2 separate regions of the Homo sapiens genome follow, and region 1 is linked to region 2. Evidence: chromatin contacts called from ENCODE Hi-C or POLR2A ChIA-PET data. All regions are on one chromosome and are shown on one strand. The core of a region is the stretch at or near the end of the contact, and the rest is flanking DNA. Distances in the headings are between cores, read along the strand shown.

Region 1 (2,700 bases), core at 129-2,628, 190 kb after region 2:
AGAAGACAAATGCAAGGGCATTTCACCACAGAGAGGACCTTTGTGCTCACTTTGGCCCAGGAGGCAGTGATGCTCATGGTTGCATGACTTTATGAGTCGCTGGGCCAGGGTGAGGACCTGGGCCTCCTGACTCCTGGCCCAGAGTTCTTGTCCATCAGTTCATACTGCAATTTTATGTGAAAGCATTATGACTGTCCTACCCATGGGAGAGTAAATGTAGATTGAATGCTAGGAGTCTTAAAGCTGGAGAGTATAGATTTTGAGGTCCCCATTTGGGAAACATGTGCCAGAAATGTCTAGGTGTTTAATAAAACAGATATTGGATTATCTCATCACTCTTGCCCTTGAGTATTATGGGAAGAGCCAGGGAGACGGGCAGGGGGAGCTGAAAGCTGAGGCTCCGTCCTCATCTCTAAACTCTCCACTAACCAATTTAAAGGATCTTAAAAGCTTCTCCAGGAGAGAGACTTAGGAAAAAAAAAGATTTCTGAGTCAGTGCTAATGAGTCCAGTTACTGAATTTGTGAATAGCTATTCCCTGGCTTCTGGATGTTAGCCCAAGTTGAATAGCATAGATGTGGTTGAGAGTGGGGTCTGGGAGGGATAGAGAGCCCACCGCCCACCCCCCACAATCCCATGACTGAGTGGAGACCAACCAGCCTGGCCAATTCAAAGGCAAGAAGATTTGAGGGGGGAAAGTTGTCCACGTTTCCCTCTCTGCTTCCCACCCCATCTCTCTCAACTTCTTAGTGGTCCTGCCATACTTTCCTAGCACCTCTCTTTCACCCGGGGAGCCCAAGCGTCCTCTAGCTCCATCTCCTCGCCTGCTCCCTGCCTCCTTTTCAGGGCTGCCCTGCACACTGGCTCACCACTGTTGGACCCTGCACATGGCCACCTTCCACAGATGGCACTCCTTGGGAGCAGGGTCCTTGTCTTTGTATTCCAGTGTCCCCAGCACTGAGTGCAAGGCCCCATGCAGGGTAGGAAACCTGAGGTTTCAAGCTCAGGGTTTTAAGCTGTGCAGTGCACTAAGCTCTCTGCCAAAAAACAAACAAAAAAAGGTTTCTGTGGTTAAATAAGTTTGGGAAATGCTGCACCAGACGTCCCCTTTTTATAGATTCACAATACACATCAGCATATTTGAGGTTCCAAGAAGTCCTCCAGTAAAGAACTTGGTTAACCCAATGTTTTCTCTCACTGAATTGAGCCCAGAGCCCGTTTCCCTACAGATTGCTTTTGAGCCTTCCTGGGGCACCCTCTGCGTGAAATGTCACCGTGTGCCCTCCCTGTGGAGCCCCACTCCCCAGCCTCCTCCCCTCTGTGGTCATTTTGGATTTTCTGACTACTTCCTTCTAGCCATAGCTGGGGCCGAGGGCTGGTTCACAGTCTGGCCACTGGGCGTCCTGTGGTGAAGGCCAGATGCAGCCCTCCCTGAGTGGCTCTCCCTCCCACTCAGTCACTACTGAGCTAAGTACTGATTCAATTTGGGGTGCCAAAGGTTGGGGGTAGGATATTTTTAAGCTCTCCAATTTAAAAAGGAAGGGCCTCTCCTGTGGAAAGGGAAGGATGGCAGAGTCGTGAGAAAGGTGTTGTCAAGGGACCAAAAATCCTTGGCTGTTCAGTCACTGCGGTCTTGATCCAGCCCCAGGGGGATGGGCTTCACTGGCAGAGCTGGGTACTGCTGTGCTTTTGCCATTAAAATTCTGTTATTAATGACTCATCATCAGTGCCCCAGAGGAAGTGTGAGAGGACGAGAGGGAGGTGGCTCCCATCAGCAGGGCCAGCCTGGGTCAGGATGCTGGGTTAAAGCCCGGCGCCCTCACCAATGAGACCTTTGTGGGAAGCTCTACTGCCTCAGTTTCCCTATCCGGAGATGCTGTTTTCAGGGAGTCCTGACACTATGATGGGAACAAGGCTATTTGGTTTACTATATCATTAGTGCTAATATAGTGTGGGGCACTCAGATGTTCAGTAAATATACATTCAACAAATAAGTGAGTGATTATACTCAACTCCCCCCACCCAATGCCCAGCACCAAGCCTACCCAGCACATAGTAGGTACTTTAAGTAATTTGAATGAATAATTTTAAATAACTTGAATGAATAATTCTGTATTGCCCCCCACTCGCCGCCTATACACACGCACACACGCACACACACACACACGGTTTCCTGTGCTACTTCTGGCACTTAGTAATTATTCAATAAACACAAAATGTTTGTTGCATGAGTGTTTCTGATCATGTCCTACTCCTCCCACGTTGTACCCAAAATTTAGTAGGAGCTAGAAAATGCTTATCTATTTTCTAGGTACACACTATGTGCCAGGCCAAGCCTCTCCTTCCTCCTGTCCTCTCTTTTTTGGGATTTGGTTCTCTCCAGAGTTTCAAAGGTAGTGGTTGCCACATCACTCTTATTTCAGCCAGAGAAGAGGCAGCGTCAGTGAGCTGCCAAACTGAAGTTGGGTGACAGACAAGGCAGCTGCCTGTCAATCTCTGAGCTGCCTCCAGGCTCTGAGTGAGCACTGCATTGCACTCCTGGTGCTGGAGAACGGCTGACTATTGATTTAAAAAATGTCCCTCTATGCTTTCCAAATTAGGACGACATGTAACAGTGCTTGCTGGCTCGCCTGCTCCCTCAGTCTCCCAGGGGACAGAGCCCATCTTGGTGGAAACTGTTTTGAGCGTGTCCAAAGTCTCA
Region 2 (2,700 bases), core at 1-2,500:
AAGGTTTAAACACTGAATAGTTTAAACAGCAGGGGGCTGAGCATTGGAGGTAGTGATATGATCAGAATTGCATTTTGAAAAGGTCACTTAGGCTTCAGCACGAATAAGGAAGGGAGGGGGTCTAAAGGAGGCAAAGAGACCAATTAGTGGCATGTTGCAACCACCTAGGCTTGGACTATGAAGGTGGTGTTAGAGACTGAGCATTGTAGAGTTTTGAGAGAAAGTTTTCAAGCAGCACCACAGATTAGTGGCAAAAGCAGGACTAGTACCCATCCCCAGCCTTTATCCCTTCCTGAAGCCATTGGCCTCCTTCTGGTATGTCCAGTGGGCCAACATCAGGAGGGGTTCTCAGGCCTCCTCCAGAAGTATCCCCTGCTCTCTGCACACACAGGTGCCCATGTTCTGTACTGTGTTCCCTTTGGGATGCCCCTATGCATCTTCCAAGCTGGAAGGCCCTGGCTGGATACCATCTAGGAGGTGGGTTCCTCTCACAGCCTCAGGTGCTTTGCATTCTGGGAATCGTAGTTCTAGAGCAGGAAGGCTGGGCCTGCTCCTGACTGGGTCTGGCAGGCAGCCTGGTTGCCATGGCAGCAGCTGGGCTGGAGCCACCGAACCATTTCATCCACAGCTCTGCTGGCTCTGAGAGCCTCCCAGCAAGAAAGCTTGGGCTCAGGGGAGGAGGGGGAGGGAGGAGAGGGAGAGAAAAGAAGGGAGGGAGGGGAGGACCTCCCGGGCCTCATCCTGCTCTGGGGCTTGTGGACTGAGTCGGAGAGAAGTCACCAGGTCATCCGCAGAGCAGGACTCCTTGACCACTGGGAGTCAGCTCTGCTGCTCTGTTCTTGTCAGTCAGTCAGACCCTGTAGGTTCAGTTCTGTGTATGCAGAAGCCTGCACCAGACACAGAGAAAGGAGGGAGCAGCCTTCATCCCCAGGGGAACTCGGAGCCTGCCTAGAAAGGCAAGAAAAGTCCGAAAGAATGACAGAGCCAGGGAAAGTCTGGTCCATTTTCCCCCCCTAAATGTTCCTGGAATCCATTCCCTTTTCTCTGCCCCTTGGCCACCATCCTGGTTTGTTCCATCTCCCCTGGATAAGGCTTTCTAAAACACACCCCTGCTTAAAATTCTTCAATGGCTCCCCTTTGCCCACGACTGGATCCAATCCAAATTCTCTAGTAGGACCATTCATAGCCTTTCAAATACTGGCCTGAGGCTCCCCATCTAGTGTCTCCTCATGCCTTCCCCTCAGCTCCAGCCACACAGAAATCCCCTAGTTCCTCTTTCATAACCCCCACCTTTGCACATGCTCACCTCTGCCTGAAGTGCCCTTCCCTCCCTCTGCCAACCTCGGAGCCGACCAAACACAGCTGAAACACCTCCTCCTCAGCGAAGTCTTCCAAAATCCTCTCCACCAGAGGAAGAATTAATGGCCTGGTGCTGTGAGCTCCCAGAGCACTTTGTACATCCCTCTCAAGCACTTATCACCCATGTTGTGATTATTGTCTCTGTAGCTGCCTCTCCCCCCGTTCTCTCCTGCATCTGAGCTGTCTTTGGGTCTCCAGTGCCCAGCACAGTATCTGACACAAGGTAGGTACTCAATAAATGGTGAATGGGATGGAGTTCACTGAAGGAAGGCTATTTGGGTCTTCATCACTCACTCTCCCTCCCTGTGTTCGGCTGCTGTTCCTGGGCCCCTTCCCTCCCCTGCTCCTCCCTTGGGTACCTGCATACCTCAAACATTGCAGCTGATGGGCAGACCTTATCGAGCGGTGCCTTCTATTCTGGGCAGGGTGGCATGGGGACCTGCACGTGGAGGCTGCAAGCCTCTTCATGTCACTGGGAACTCACATCAAGTCATACCAGTGTCCCTAGAGAGGAGGTACCTGTGCTTTCAATGGAGCCATGATTTATGGATCCAACTCCAGGAGCTGAAGAAACCAATTAGGCTTCCTTGCTTCTCTATCTGGAGGCAGGATAATTCTAGGAACGTTCTTCCTCCAGGGCAGAGGCTCCATCTGCTTGGACCTAATCCCTGAGGTTTGCCCATCCAGCCTTTTACCCACCTTTATCGCCTACTCCTTGGTCAGTAGCTCCAAACCTCCTGGGCCGGCTTTCCCTGCATAAAAATCGTGCCTCTAACACTTGAAATGTGGGAAGTGAGAGCCAGATTTCCATTCTTTCCTAAATCTCATTTCCTCATTATAATAATAGGATAAAAGTCCTTGTCTACCTAGGTTGCTCATTCATTTATGAATGTATGTATCATTCATTCACTCACATATTCCCTTCCATGAAGATTTAATAGACATCTACTGTGGGCTAGGTGCTGGATTAATCACTAAGGATGCAGACATGAACCAGAAAACATGGCCCCTATCCTCAGGGAGCAGCTTACAGTCTATGGGGAATATCAACCTCAAAGTGCTTTGAGGTAAAAGTACAGACTATTAAGGACAGGCTTGGCCTGATCTTGAACCTCCATATTTATTTACTCAATAAATATTTACTGTGCACCTATGATATGGCAGGCATGGGAGATAAGGATGGAACCAACTCCCCTCACTGAACTCCTTTTCTCAGCACAGAGACACACACAGCACAGAGAGGACTCTGAACAATCACTGTATACTACAACTGTATAGACAACTGTGGGAGGACCAGAGGAATGGAGAACGCAGGCTCTGTAGCCAAAAACATGAGGTCCA

What was found. A loop is a pair of places that touch in the nucleus more often than their neighbours do. ChIA-PET counts read pairs that join two places held with the same protein, here RNA polymerase II (POLR2A).
Region 1: POLR2A ChIA-PET joins it to region 2 with 12 read pairs in activated B cell. The contact joins two enhancer-like sites. A Hi-C loop is called at or near these places in 1 of 168 maps with a recorded cell type or tissue (chondrocyte). POLR2A ChIA-PET finds 5 or more read pairs at or near these places in 2 of 52 experiments (HEK293 and activated B cell).

What each region holds. Positions count from the first base shown.
Region 1 is chr5:141,939,821-141,942,520 of GRCh38, forward strand. DELE1 (DAP3 binding cell death enhancer 1) reads left to right here. Exons shown (of 12, transcript NM_014773.5): 12 at 1-2,227. Among named protein-coding and RNA genes, the nearest start is that of PCDH12, 17 kb to the right of the region's middle. Within about 2 kb of position 1,379, at least 9 of the 41 ENCODE cell types and tissues checked have a DNase peak (open chromatin) inside an H3K27ac peak, as active enhancers do.
Region 2 is chr5:141,746,746-141,749,445 of GRCh38, forward strand. No RefSeq gene overlaps it. Among named protein-coding and RNA genes, the nearest start is that of ARAP3, 66 kb to the left of the region's middle. Within about 2 kb of position 1,251, at least 2 of the 41 ENCODE cell types and tissues checked have a DNase peak (open chromatin) inside an H3K27ac peak, as active enhancers do.